Linked DNA regions of Homo sapiens: region 1 is linked to region 2. A link is a contact called in ENCODE Hi-C or POLR2A ChIA-PET data. All regions are on one chromosome and are shown on one strand. The core of a region is the stretch at or near the end of the contact, and the rest is flanking DNA. Distances in the headings are between cores, read along the strand shown. Region 1 holds the start of MICOS10-NBL1 (MICOS10-NBL1 readthrough). Region 2 overlaps UBR4 (ubiquitin protein ligase E3 component n-recognin 4).

Region 1 (6,346 bases), core at 509-3,008, 520 kb after region 2:
AGATGTTTCAGTACTAGATAGAGAAATCAATGCGGGTAGGCAGGGTAGTGGGACAATGAGAAGGGGAAGGCAGCTCTAAGCTCTATCTGACTAGGCTTCCTAGAATCAGTGCAGTGTTGAAGCTTGGATAGATCCAGTGTATGAATGGGAGTCATTGACAGCTTTTTTTTTTTTTCTTTTGTGATAGGGTATCACTCTGATGCCCAGGCTGGAGTGCAGTGGCATGAACATGGCTCAGTGTAGCCTCCACTTCCCAGGCTCAAGTGATCCTCCTACCTCAGCCTCCTAAGTAGCTGGGACTAAAGGCACACATCACATTAGCCTGGCTAATTTTTTAAATTTTTTGTAGAGACAGGAGTCTCACTATGCTGCCTAGGCTGGTCTTGAACTACTGGCCTCAAACAATCCTCCCGCCTCAGCCTCCCAGAGTGTTGGGATTACAGGTGTGAGCCACTGCTCTCGGCCTTCATTGACAGCTTCTAATCAGAGGCATAACGTGGTCAGATTTCTATTTGTTGGTAGGATGGAAGACTAAAATCAATGACACTAGCCAGTAGGCTGGATATACAATCTCTCTTGATAGCTGTGGGCATTTGGTTTCAGGATCTCGCAGTTACCAAAATGCAGGATGCTCAAGTCCCATATATAAAATGGCGTGGTATTTGCATACAACCTACACACATGCTTACATATCCTTTTTTAAAATTACTTATTTTTTTTTAAAGAGATGAAGTCGAACTCCTAGTCTCAAGCAATCCTCCCATCTCAGCCTCCCAAGTAGCTGGGACTACGGTCGCATGCCACTGCGCTGGCTCCCATATACTTTAAATCATCTCTAGGTTACTTATAATACCTAATACAATGTAAATCCTAGGTAAATAGTTGTACTGTATTTTAAATTTTGCATTATTTTTTATTTGATTCAAAAATGTTTCTGGTCCATGGTTGGTTAAATCCATGGATGCAAAACCCACAGATACAGAGGGCACCCTGTGTATGTATGTGTATGTGTGTGTGTGTGTGGGTGGGTGTGTAAATATATACATGGATAGGAGGCCTGAGGTAGACGTTTTACCTGGAGATATAATTTGGCAGTGTTTGCAATTACTCAGGGAGAGTCTGTACAGTGAAAAGAGAATTGATGGAAGCTTGCGAACCAACAGTCCTTAAACAGCTGGCAGAGAAAAGGCAGCCCTGGAGGAAACCAACAGACAACAGCAGATGGGGAGAAGAGGAAAGAGTGGCGTTACCGGGAGTGAAACGAATAGAGGAGCCAGGGAGGATCAGAGGGAGGGAAAATTGTGTGGAATGCGGTACAGAGGTCAGAAAAGAGTCCATTTGATTTGGCGGTAGGTAATCTTTCCCAGAGCAGTTTCGGTGTTAGTGGTTCAGGCGGGAATTCCAATGCAAGAAACCAGTGAACGAATGAGAGAGTGAGTAGGGAAAGTGAAGGTGAGTACGTTAATGAATGAATAAATCAAGTCTGTACCCTCTCTTGCCCGGGGGATTTCCAGGGCCAATGTCGCACTTTGGTGAGGAGGAAAGGCCTGGTCACGGCTTGGGGTGACGCCTAGGAAACTGTCAGCCTCGCAAACCCATAGGCGCAGCCCCAAGGTCAGGGTCACCTCGAGCCTCCAGACAACTCGTCACCTTGACGACCAACTGAAAAAACCGGAAGGGATGGAAGCAGCGGATCATCTCGCGATATCTGGAGCGTCTGCGCCTGCCTTCCTGACCTGGGACTTGTTTCCAGCTCTCGCGAGACTTTCAGGGGTCGGAGCGCGGGGGCCGGCCGAGAGGAAAGCTGGAGGCGCGGGTGGGGAACATGTCTGAGTCGGAGCTCGGCAGGAAGTGGGACCGGTGTCTGGCGGATGCGGTCGTGAAGATAGGTAAGGGGCTTTTCGCCCCAGCAGGCCCGGCCGGTGCAGAGCTGCTGGCTCCAGGCTGCGCTGCCCAGGAGGAAGGAAGGGAAGCCCCACGGGAGGTCAGGCCTCTCGGCCTTTTCCGGCCCCTCCGGCCAGGGCGAGCCGCCCGGGCCCCGGCGGGAGGTCACTCGGGCGGCGGGCACAGACCCGAGGAGCCGGAGCAGCAGCCCGGGTGCGGGGTGGAGTTGCAGCCCGGAGGAGGTGGTCGGGGTTGGCAGGTGGCAGGAGAGTCGCAGAGCTCTTGAGTGGAAGACAGTGTCGGGGCACACCCTCGTGCCGGAGCCGCGGGGTTCTCCTCCCGGGTGGTGCATTCCCCGGCACGCGGCGGGGAACCGGCTCAGGAGGCCACGCTGCTCCCCGGCGGAAACCAAAGTGCCTTCTGGAGAAGGTCACCTGGAGCATTTCATAGACACCGCCAGGCCCTGATGCGAGTTGCTGTCATTCCCGACTTGCCACCTGATTTATTTGAATCAGAGTAGTCTGGGGCCTGAACTTAGAGGGGTGATGATCTGGAATGAGAATTGCGCTGGAAAGTAAGAAGTTGTTCACGTTAAGTTTTTCTGCGTAGTCCTTTAACACGTGCTCAGTGACGGCACAAATTATGAAGTCACTGTATGGTGGGGAGGAGAAAGGAAACTCGTTTATTGAGCGTATATTGTCTTCATTGTGCGAAATAATCTTTTTACAGGCCGTGAAATGGAGAGTCAGGTGAAGGAATTTGCCCACGGTCACAGCTAACAAATGGCAAAATTAGGGATTTTACCCAGCTTTTCTGGGGTCAAGTCCCATGTTCCTTCTTCGATGCTAATTTTTGTTACCCAAATGTGATATTTTTGTGTGGTAATCTTAGGGTATTTAAGAGGATTTAGGATTGTGTCTTTGAATGAAAACATTGAGGAATAAGATTGTAAGCTCCATGAGAGCAGGGATGTTTTCTGGTTTAGTCACTGCCCCATCCCCAGCCCCTAAAAGAGTGCTTAATAAAAATTGTTGAGAGTGAGTCAATAAATGAAACAGTTTATAAGTTACCATTTCACCTCTGAATTCAGCACTTACAGTCAAGTGATTTGGGGCAAGTTATTTAACTTTTCTGTGCCTGATTCCTATTTGGAAATCGGCAGTAATAATTATTACTATCTCATGGAGTCGTTGGGAGGATTAAATGAGTTAGTTTGTTTAAAGGCTTGAATATGGATCACTTAGGAATGGGTTATTTTGGAAGCGACTAAACAGTCACTTTTGTTTTGTTACTGTTAACAGCTTGCAGTTCAGAGAGAAGACTTAACACCTAGCTATGAAATGACCAAAGTAGTTACTAGGCAATGTCATATAGTTAAGAAAGGGCTTTGAGCTGGGCGAAGTGGCTCAGGCCTGTAATCCCAGCACTTTGGGAGGCCGAGGCGGGAGGATCGCCTGAGATCAGGAGTTGGAGACCAGCCTGGGAAACAAAGTGAGACCCTTCCCTTAAAAAAAAAAAAAAGGAGAAGAAGAAGAAGGGGCTTTGGAGGTAGACAGAGCTGAGTTCGAATCATCCACTCTCACTCTTCTCGCCCATCCTTACTAATTTTGTAGCTTTGGGTAAAGTCTCTTTCTCAACTACGAAATGGTGATCAAAAGAGATTTACCTGAAAGTATTAAAAAAAGTAAAGGACAGAAAAATACATAAGCTACTTAGCACAGTGCCTGGTGCTTTATGTATACAGTAATGGTAGTCATAATAACTGGCTTTTAAAATTTTTTAATGTATTTTATTTATATTTATTTTTAATTAACTTATTTTTTTTATACAGGCAGGGTCTCCCTATGTTGCCCAGGTTGGTCTTTTAACTCCTGGGCTCAAGCGATCCTCCTGCCTCAGCCTCCCAAAATGCCAGGATTACAGGCATGAGCCAATGCGCCACACTCATAGTAGTTGTTTTTTATTTTTTGAAATAGGGTCTCGCTCTGTCACCCAGGCTGGAGTGTAGTGGTGGGATCTCGGCTCACTGCAACTTCTGTCTCCTTGGGCTCAAGTGATCCTCCCACCTCAGCCTCCTGAGTAGCTGGGACTATAGGTGTGTGCCACCATGCTCAACTATTTTTGTATTTTTTGGTAGAGACGGTGTTTTGCCATATTCCTCAGGCCGGTCTCAAACTTCTGGGCTTAAGTGATCCATCATCCTCAGCCTCCCAAAGTGCTGGCATTACAAGCTTGAGCCACTGCACCCAGCCAATAGTTGTTGATATTAATATTATTGTGCTACTGAAGACCACGTGAGGCAGTGAATAGTGTCACTCTGTCTCTCATGCGTAGAACGTTGATAGGGGTGCAGCATATACATGTGGAGTAATTAAATGAGGCAAGGTGATGTACGATCTCAGGTATAAGTTAAAATGAGTGATTCAGACTCTTTTGCTGTAGGGTTGTATATTAAGTGACTGAAGGGATGGGCTGAGGTCATTCAATAAGAGTGTGGAAGGGCCTTCAACTGACCTTTGTAGAATGGCTTGGGATTGAATAGTCAGGTAGGATGGAAGAAGAACTTAAGCAAAGGTCAAGTTGGATTTTTATGAGGAGTAAATCGAAGCGCAGAGAGGTTAAATATCCAGAAGTGGAGGAGCTGGGATTAGAACCCAGGCATCCTAATTTCAGTGCAGAGAGGCTGGTTTAGGTGGAGTCAGAACTGTGAAATGTCTTAGAGAGATTCCATTTTATCTTGGAGGTGTTTGAGTTGCCTGTTGACTTTTTCACATGCTTTCTGCGTATTCAGCACCTCTGCCTTAAAAATCTATTGCTTCCAGGGCTCACTAGGCATAGGCTGGTGGGTAATCATGGGATGGTTTCAAGCAACAAATATTTATTGAGCTGTGGGTCAGTCAGCGGGCAAATAGAGAAGCATAAGACATTTCACTGCCCTCAACAGGGAATTGACGTAATATATTAGGTTGCCATTAAAAAAAAAATTGGCAAAGACCACAGTTACTTTTGCACCAACCTAGTAAATGAAATTTTAGTATGATTGTTCTGGCAGAATGAATTTGGAGCAGAGGAAACTAGCAGTACTGTGATTGTGAGGTGATAAAAGTCTGACCTGTTAGACTGGAATAAATGGGCATATTTGAGAAATTTCAAACTTTTTCCCATCTGTGAAATAAGGGAGTTGTCCTGTTGGTGATGGGCTGAGAGAGAGGGCGGAAGAGAGAAGAAGTAAGGGAGGCTTTAGTCTGAGTCGTCTTTGAAACCATGAAGGTGTACGCTCTTCTATAGTGAGCGTGTTGCTTCCTGTTTTCTCTGGGTAGTGAGGTTCTGGAACTCTTTAAACCTCATTGGCTGCTTGCTTTTCTGGTATTTCAAAATGGAGATGGAGACTCAGGGAATGGCAGCCTGTCATAAGATAGGTAAGAGGTTTGGTGGAAGACATAGACAGGAAGAAAAGGCCAATGCAGGCTTTCAGCTCCATCTTGATAATTTCACTGTGGGTTTTTGTTGTTTTTAAGACAAGGTCTCACTCTGTCACCCAGTCTGGAGTGCAGTGGTGCAATCACAGCTCACCACAGCCTTGACCTCCAGAGCTCAGGTGATCCTCCCACCTCAGCCTCCTGAGTAGCTGGGACTGTGGGTACGCACCACCATACCCATCTAACTTTTGTATTTTTTGTAGAGATGGGGTTTCACCATGTTGCCCAGGCTGGTCTTGAACTCAGGGTCCAAACGATCCACCTACCTTGGCCTCCCAACGTGCCAGGATTACAGGCATGAGCCACCACACCTGGTCCATCTTGATAATTTCATACTCTGGCTTGGCAAAGACTGAAGGGAAGCCATGGTGAATGCACAGCAACTTCTGTGAGTCCTTCTCTGTTTGGTTGTCTTATACCTAAAGTGTTTTGCTTCCAGGGTTCACCAGGGTTATTTTCCCACCTGTTTGCTGTACGATGACTATTATAATCACTCGTGTTTAGCATAGGTGTTGTATAGCTGAGTTAAATAGCTTTCTTAAGCCTGTACTTTAGGCAGTGGTCCTTTAAAAAAGTAATCTTCAAGGATCTTTTCACCCTGAGGCTTGAATAATATCTTAATAGAAAATTATCATATGATTTTGTCCTGTAGGAAGAGGCATTTATTTATAAATACCCTTGCCCCCATTACTATCTTAAGAAAAGCAGTTCTAGGCCAGGCACAGTGGCTCATGCCTATAATCCCAGCACTTTGGGAGTCTAAGGTGGGAGGATCACTTGAGCCCAAGAGGTCGAGACCAGCCTGGGCAACATAGTTAGACCCATTGCAGCAAAAAATATATATATTAGCTGGGTGTGGTGGCATACGCCTATGGTACCAGCTACTTGGGAGGCTGAGGTGGGAGGATCTCTTGAGCCTAGAGGTTGAGGCTGCAGTGTGCTGTGATCGCACCACTGCACTCCAGCCCAGACGACAGAGCAAG
Region 2 (7,025 bases), core at 1,631-4,130:
TGTTGACACTGCCTCCCCAACTTTATTGCTGAACTCGAACTTTATGGGTTTCAAATTGCAGCTATCATTAGGCATAGCCAGTCCAGAATCAACTTAATTCCCCAACTGGGGCTGCCTGTTGAGAAAGACAGGGACCCAAGAACCAATGGGCCCAGATAATGGTGCAGGACAGGAGAGGGCTAAGTGGCTTTTTCCTCGGTGCCCTTCGATGCTCCTTTCGTGAGACCTGGGCCTGGGGAGGTGTAGCTCTCTCCCCAGACCAGCCTCCACTCCTGCTGGAGCCCAGACCAGCCTCCACTCCTGGAGCCCAGACCAGCCTCCACTCCTGCTGGAGCCCAGACCAGCCTCCACTCCTGCTGGAGACCAGTCCAGCCTCCACTCCTGCTGGAGACCAGTCCAGCCTCCACTCCTGCTGGAGCAGGCCAAAAGCACCCCCTGGAACCTGTCCCAGACCTCATGGCTGCCGTGTCAGCAGCTTGTCTGGGGCTATGGCAGAGCCACTGGAAGCACCCCTGTGCAGACACTAGGAAAAGCTCTACTAGTGAAAACAAGATGTGTTTGGGCTGGGGCCCACATCCTCTGAGGCCTTTGCAAGAAATAAAAAAATGCAGGGCAGACAAAAATAAGCAAACACTTTGTAATGAGCTTTGGTGACTCCACCTTTGCAGGCCAGAGCAGCAGGCCTCGGGTGGGCTTCTGAAGGCACCAGGTCCACTCTCGCTGCCCTGAGGTGTGATGACGGACGTGCTGAGCCTCCCTGAGCCACATGAAGCAGCGAGGCCGGCCTCTGCACAGGCGGCCCCATGCCACCAGCTCACCTGGCTGCTCCTCACGCTCCCTCCTTGCTTTGCTGTCTGGATGAGGCTGCTCCACTTTATTTCTCACAAGGAGGTGATGTAATAGCGAACAGACTCCTGAACACCTGAATCAGTCTCTCGGAGACCAGCAGAAAGTGGGCAACCACAGACACACAGCAGGAGCAAGCCTGAGGCATTCCCAGTATAAGGCAGAAGGGTGCCAAGACCAAGGGTCTCCATCGTCCTCACTGAACTCAGCTGGACTTCACCTGGGGCATGGGTGCCTTCCTTCAGACTAAAACAAGTTCACTAACAGTAAGAAAAGCTACTAGTTACTACACAGCAGGCAGATTAGCTCGTGGAAACCTCAGCACCCTCCCGCCACATAGATATTCCCATTTGACAGGTGAGGAGACTGTGGACACAGCAGGCAGTGGAGCTGGGATCTGAACAACAGAGTGAGTGCCTGGCCGCGCTTCAACCAGGCTGCTCCCCACCCTGGAGCCACGCCAGTCCCTCAGAAGCCCGGTGTCCCCAACACAAACACCAAAGTATGCTCGTGCAAGCCAGCACATGCATGCTCTGGCCTGCCAGGGCTTCCAGCTGGGCCCTTGCCACAAACGCCTTTGTCTCTCCAGCTTAGTCCAGGCACGACACTCATGGCTGCTTGTGGCTGTTCGGTCCGAGGCTCTGGGGAGGGATGTGAAATCCTGGCTGTGGAAGTCTACAGGAGCCCAGAGGCCACCCTCAGTCCCAGATGATCTGGCTTGAGGAGTGAGCCACAGAAACTGGACATCCAGACAGGAGAGGCCGACGTCAGTTGGCCGAGTGGCCCGCAAAGAACGAAAGGAGATGGGCATGAGCGAGCCCTCCCTCCCACGAGGTGAGCCTTCTCCCGAAGTCTGGGGAGAGGCCCTCGGGAGTCCTGCTGCCCACGTGTGTAGGGGAGCAGGTCTGAGGCCTCCAGGAGCGGCAGCCACAGTGGTCAGGACACAGCTTCGGAGGCACAAACCTGACAACTCCACAGCCCCTGGCTGGGAGCCCTTGGGCAAGCGGCTCTGGCTCATGGGCAAAGAGATTAGAAATAAGATACACTGGGTGCTTGGCAATGTCAATAGCAGCCACTCTCTTTATCCTGATCCTAAGTCTGCCCCAGGCCCTCTCTTAACATGACAACCCTGGAGAGAAGTCACCAAGGGATTCCCGATTCACAGCAGCATGAGAATGTCAAATGCTCCCCAGGCCTCTGTGGTCCAACAAGACTGTGCCCTACTCCGCGAGCCTTCCTTCAGCCGAGGGCTAGGAAAGCTCTGGGCTCCACGTGTCTTTGGGTTCCAGCTCTTAAGGCCAAAAAATTAAGAGCAAGGCATGGGCTTTGTTTTGGGAAAAATCAGAGCCATCCAATGTGGTGCCCCAACTTGCTGGCCAAGAATAGACAGGTTGCACTTAGCGCTGACAACAGGCCTGGAGACAGCGGGTCTGACATGAGTCTTCCCGGGCTGACGCCGGAAATGGCTGTGCATTCAAGGGAAACCATTTGGCCTGCGCCACTGAGGACGAGTTGAAGCAGCAGGCAACACCTTCCTTTTCAATGTGTGTTAAGTCACTTGTTTATTTCTCAAGATGTGCACACTCAAGTATGAAGCTGGCCGGGACAACTCATGGCTCCTAGGTATGTACAGGCCCTTTGATGGCTTGGGTTACAGACAACCTCATAGCTGGTGCACCACACACACGAGATAAAACAGGAAGCCTAAAAACCCCAAGCCACACCAAGAAAAATGAGAGAGGGGAGGGCGGGGTAACAATGCAGCATCCCGCGGAGGGAACTTAATGCACAAGGAGGGAGAACAGAGGGTGGAAGGCAAGCCAGCTTCGTCTTCGCCGCCGCAGCTGCTGTGTGGTGGTCAGGGGACTGAGTTCAACAGGTCCTTCAGGAAGCTCTCTGGATCGGTGATTTCTGATAAAAGACCTGCAAAGCACAACGGGCAGAGGTGTGTCAGGAGCAGGCATACAGCCCCCATTCCCCCTGAGTCACAGCTGCCGCATCTAGCAGAGAACACACTGCGGTCCGACAAGCTCTGGCCCGGCTGCTCACTGGACAGCAGCATGACCGGGGAGGTAGTCATTGAGCAAAACCCTGTTCCGCAGGAGGAGTCCTGTTCCAGAAGCAGGCACTGCTGGAAGGTGTTTTTGTTCTCACATTTGAATAGGGTGTGTCTGATGTTCTGAAATTTTCTAACAGCTTAAACAAAGTAATAAAGTGGTGCTGTCAAAACCTGACCTAGGAGTGGAAGGCACGGAGGCTCGCTGCCTGGCAAAGGCTCTGGCTCTCCCTGGCTGCAGGCCAGGGGTGCTTGCCAGCAGCTCAGGGCTGATGTGGAGCTCGAGCCCAAGGGACCCTCCTTCCTCTGCCCACCTCCTCCTCCTCTCACTAGCTCCAACTTCCACAGTCACAGTGACACAGGCTCATGCAACAGGCACAGGGCCCAGCACTGAGGACTTTACCAGCCCACCTGGTCCCAGGGCTGACTTTCTGGGAAGAACGCGAGGCATGTGCTAAGGTATGATGCTGGTGAAACATCTAGGCTGAAACAGAGCCAGTGGGAGCCGTAAAGAGGTGGTGGAGTTAACAAACACACAGAGGTGAGCAGTGTTAGCACAGGCCCGCCCAGACGCGGAGGCAGGCACCAGGTCGACGAAGACCATCCCAGCACAGAGCTTCCGCTGAGGACACTGCAAGGGGCAGCCAATGCGGAGGCACAGAGCTGTTTGGGAAAATCGGTCAGCTGGCTCTGAGCTGGGAAGAAAGAGGAATTCACACTGAGCAACACTCTAGCCCTTTAGTGGGTCTCATTCCCAGAGGATAACAAGATAGAGAAAATGTTAGCAGAGGCGTTCTCCTAACAGTGGGATCTGGGGGGAGTTTGTTTTCCTGCTTCTTTATACTTTACAAAATTCCCACAACGAATGCCATAAAAAAATGAAACAAGATCATAAAAAAGAGCTGGCAGGTTTGGTTACCTGTGCGTTGGCTCTGGGGAGCTGACCTTTGTAGGGCGGGTGCTCTGATGGGGGCTGTAATGCCGCGGCGCCCACAACCTCACAGGGCACTGTCTTTTAACCCTAGGTGGATTTCCCAGGCACGGGCCAAGTCACCTCCCCCTGCTGTCACTTGGTGCTTGGTTATGAAATACAAACCAATTCTAATGTGTTTGTTTGCAATTAGAATGACAAATTTGTTACACAAAGAATTTCAATTTTACTAGCAGTAGGATAAGGAATTGTCTGACCACGTCTCCCACACCCACAGTTCAGAGCGGCCCTGCTGGGTCGCCCATGCCTCCCTGGGGTCAACTGTGACCTAAGACGCAGGAGGAAGACAGGGGCATTCCAATTTGCATGTTAATTCTCTGAACTGCCATTAAAAAACAGACTCAAACAGGGATGCTATCACTTTCTAGCTATGTTCCCTTGGCCACTTATTTGATCTTCAGAGCCTCATTTACCCCATCTATAAAATGGGGATAACCAAAGCTCCTGCCTCATATAGGGCTGCCTCGAGGGCTGAGATCACATACAGTGAACAGCCCATGTCGGGGAAAGAGGGGGTGCTCAGTACATGTTAGAGCTGCTGTTCTCGTTATCGGTGACTTGCTATTTACGCATCTTTCCCAGGGCTTTCAGTGGCAGCTGACAGGCTGGTTCATACTGCGTTTCCTCTGGTCGTGAAGATAAAGCTACGGATGACCCACGGAGGAAGACATGGGGCTTTGCTGCGGAGGATCTTTAAAAGAGAAAACCTTGACACTAACCGGCCACATCGAGGAACTCTGAGAAGGTCTCCACTGGCATGAACTCCTCCTGGAAGGTTTTCAGGGCTTTGTCGGCAGCTTCGTAGATGGGCATGTCGTTGTGGCGGATGTACTCAGCGAGAGAGCAGGACCAGCCTCCCTCTGTGTTACTGGTAGGCACCTTCTACGAGAATCAACAGGAGACAAGAGAGGTGGGTGACTTACTGCTGCCTCATCTTCCGCCTCAAGTCAGTCAGGCCATTTCAACCCCTCAAAGGACAGCCCTCCCAACCTACACCAAAGCATACCAACAGGCACCCTAGAGCGTGCGTTTTGTCTCCAGGAACGACACAATTTCACTTCATTCCTCTTAGGCCCTCCTTATTAGGCACTGTGTCACCTGAAGCTACAGGCTCCAACAAGTGGCTGCATTCCCTCCCCGTACACTTCCCATTCGCATTCCCCAGAGCAAAGGGACTTGTCAATGTGCTTCCATGAGCTGTCTCATTCCGATGATGAAAGGAACCAACTCAAAAACTCAGATTCTCTCCGGAGAGGAGTGTCCTGTTATAAGCTGGCTGCGGTAAGTCAGACTCACTCAGGGCAACAGAGCTTATCCCAATAGCACGGCAAGAGCAGCAAAGAGAGACCCGGCGGGGAAGGTCTTCCTGCACAGCCGAGTCTGGAGCAGGCTCGGGAGCAGGTGACAGGAGTGATCTCAGCTACAAATGTGGGCCAGGCACAGTGGCCCATGCCTGTAATAGCAGCACTTTGGGAGGCCAAGGCAGGCGGATCACCTGAGGTCAGGAGTTTCAGACCAGCCTGACCAACATGGTTAAACCTCATCTCTACTAAAAAAACAAAATTAGCCGGGCGTGGTGGTGCCTGCCTGTAATCCCAGCTACTTGGGAGGCTGAGGCAGGAGAATCACTTGAACCCGGGATGCAGAGGTTGCAGTGAGCCGAGATCACGCCATTGCACTCCAGCCTGGGCAACAAGAACAAAACTCCGTCTCAAAAAAACCAAACCAAACCAAACCAAACAAAACCAAACAAAACAAATGTACCTCACAGACACAAGGCTCCAGGCTGCCAGTGTCAATCCCTCCCACAGTTGGGGTTGTTTGTTTCTAGGAAAAAAGCGCCCCCAGGCCCAGCGGAGGAGCAGCCATGTGGGTGCTGAGGCAGAGTCAGGGACAGGAGTGCAGACATTTTACACTCTTGCCAAAACCCACTGGGCCTCTGACAGCCTCCTTACCTTAAACATGTTGTAAATGAGATCGACGAGGGCCCAAAAGAGAAGGGAAGAACGGTAAGCGGAATAGTCCTTCACTGCCTTATCTGTCAGCCTGGAAAAGAAAATCCAGTTCCATCACATGAAGTCCCTAGGAGGATACTCACAAGGACAGAGCAAGGCATGCTGGGAGCAAGGGAAGAGTCACAGTGGTGTATGCATCTCGGAGTTCCAGCGACTAGCCTTCTGCTTGGAAAAAAGCAGCTGTGGGCAAGAACCTCTGGAGCCCTGGGACCCAGAAGTTTATTGGTTACAAAAATGCTCCATGAAATTCATCTGATTCTCTCAGTGCTCATCTTCCAGATCAGGGTAAAATGGAACCGGGGGAGACATCGCCAGGGCAGACGTGGCAAATGCAAGGCTAGTGACTTAAAGAAAGGCAAAGGATTCCTATGTATCCCTTGTGTTTGGGCCCCGACAAGCTCTTGGAATTTGATGGAACCTAATAAATGAGGTAGGAAACAAGGTTTTAATTCAGTCTTTACATTCCCACTAGGAGAAATTTCTTAAAAGCCAGCAGACCTAAACCAGTCAAACACGGTAACTTGTCAAACATGTGCTGTGTTAAATGGCAGCAAGCTGCTAGGAAGTTGGTATCAAGCAATGGTAATGTCTAAGATGGAGCATGCAGCCACCCTGACATCACCTAAATCCTGGGATAATCCAAGTTGCTCACCACACCCCATTGTTTCTAACCAGTATCGTTGCTACTTAATCCAATGATTCAGTTCAGGATTAAAGACCAGCCAGTTCCTTGGAATATGGGGAGCGACAGGCAGGGGGAGACTGCCTCTAACAATGTCCACTGCCTTCTCAGCAGAATTCTTGGTTTGAGGTTTGAGGAATGATTACACCAGGTAGAGCCAGTATGAAACACAGAAATATCAGGCTCCCCTCGGCACAGACAGTGAAATATCAGTGTCAGGATTCAGTTTCTACCACCCAAGCTCTACGGAGGTTTTGTTTGCCAACAGCCATCACATCTGTAATAAGTAAAGCCTAGGTGAGCCCTTGTCACAGAGTATTCTACACCTCAAAACACACTGGAACACATCCCATGACTAAAGGGACATATATTAAAATGTTTAGTATTAAAATGCATGGGTATATATAAGAATCATAAAAATAAGAAACATAGATG

The links. Hi-C counts contacts between places; a loop is a spot of excess contacts on that map. ChIA-PET counts read pairs that join two places held with the same protein, here RNA polymerase II (POLR2A). Pooled maps may share reads with other maps.
Region 1: a loop to region 2 is called in a pooled map, with 4 times the contacts of the local background. The contact joins the promoter of MICOS10-NBL1 here to the enhancer-like site in region 2. A Hi-C loop is called at or near these places in 5 of 50 pooled maps. POLR2A ChIA-PET finds 5 or more read pairs at or near these places in 2 of 52 experiments (Panc1 and activated T-cell).

Annotation. Positions count from the first base shown.
Region 1 is chr1:19,595,221-19,601,566 of GRCh38, forward strand. MICOS10-NBL1 (MICOS10-NBL1 readthrough) reads left to right here and starts at 1,759. Exons shown (of 4, transcript NM_001204089.2): 1 at 1,759-1,889. It overlaps MICOS10 (mitochondrial contact site and cristae organizing system subunit 10), which reads left to right and starts at 1,759. Exons shown (of 4, transcript NM_001032363.4): 1 at 1,759-1,889. The coding sequence starts at 1,826. MICOS10-DT (MICOS10 divergent transcript) reads right to left here and starts at 1,612. Exons shown (of 2, transcript NR_135054.1): 1 at 1,490-1,612. RefSeq lists an enhancer at 1,552-1,851 and a silencer at 1,972-2,181.
Region 2 is chr1:19,072,128-19,079,152 of GRCh38, forward strand. UBR4 (ubiquitin protein ligase E3 component n-recognin 4) reads right to left here. Exons shown (of 106, transcript NM_020765.3): 104 at 5,849-5,939; 105 at 4,613-4,775; 106 at 2,383-2,769. The coding sequence ends at 2,705. Among named protein-coding and RNA genes, the nearest start is that of IFFO2, 120 kb to the left of the region's middle. RefSeq lists a silencer at 5,277-5,445. Within about 2 kb of position 2,881, at least 17 of the 41 ENCODE cell types and tissues checked have a DNase peak (open chromatin) inside an H3K27ac peak, as active enhancers do.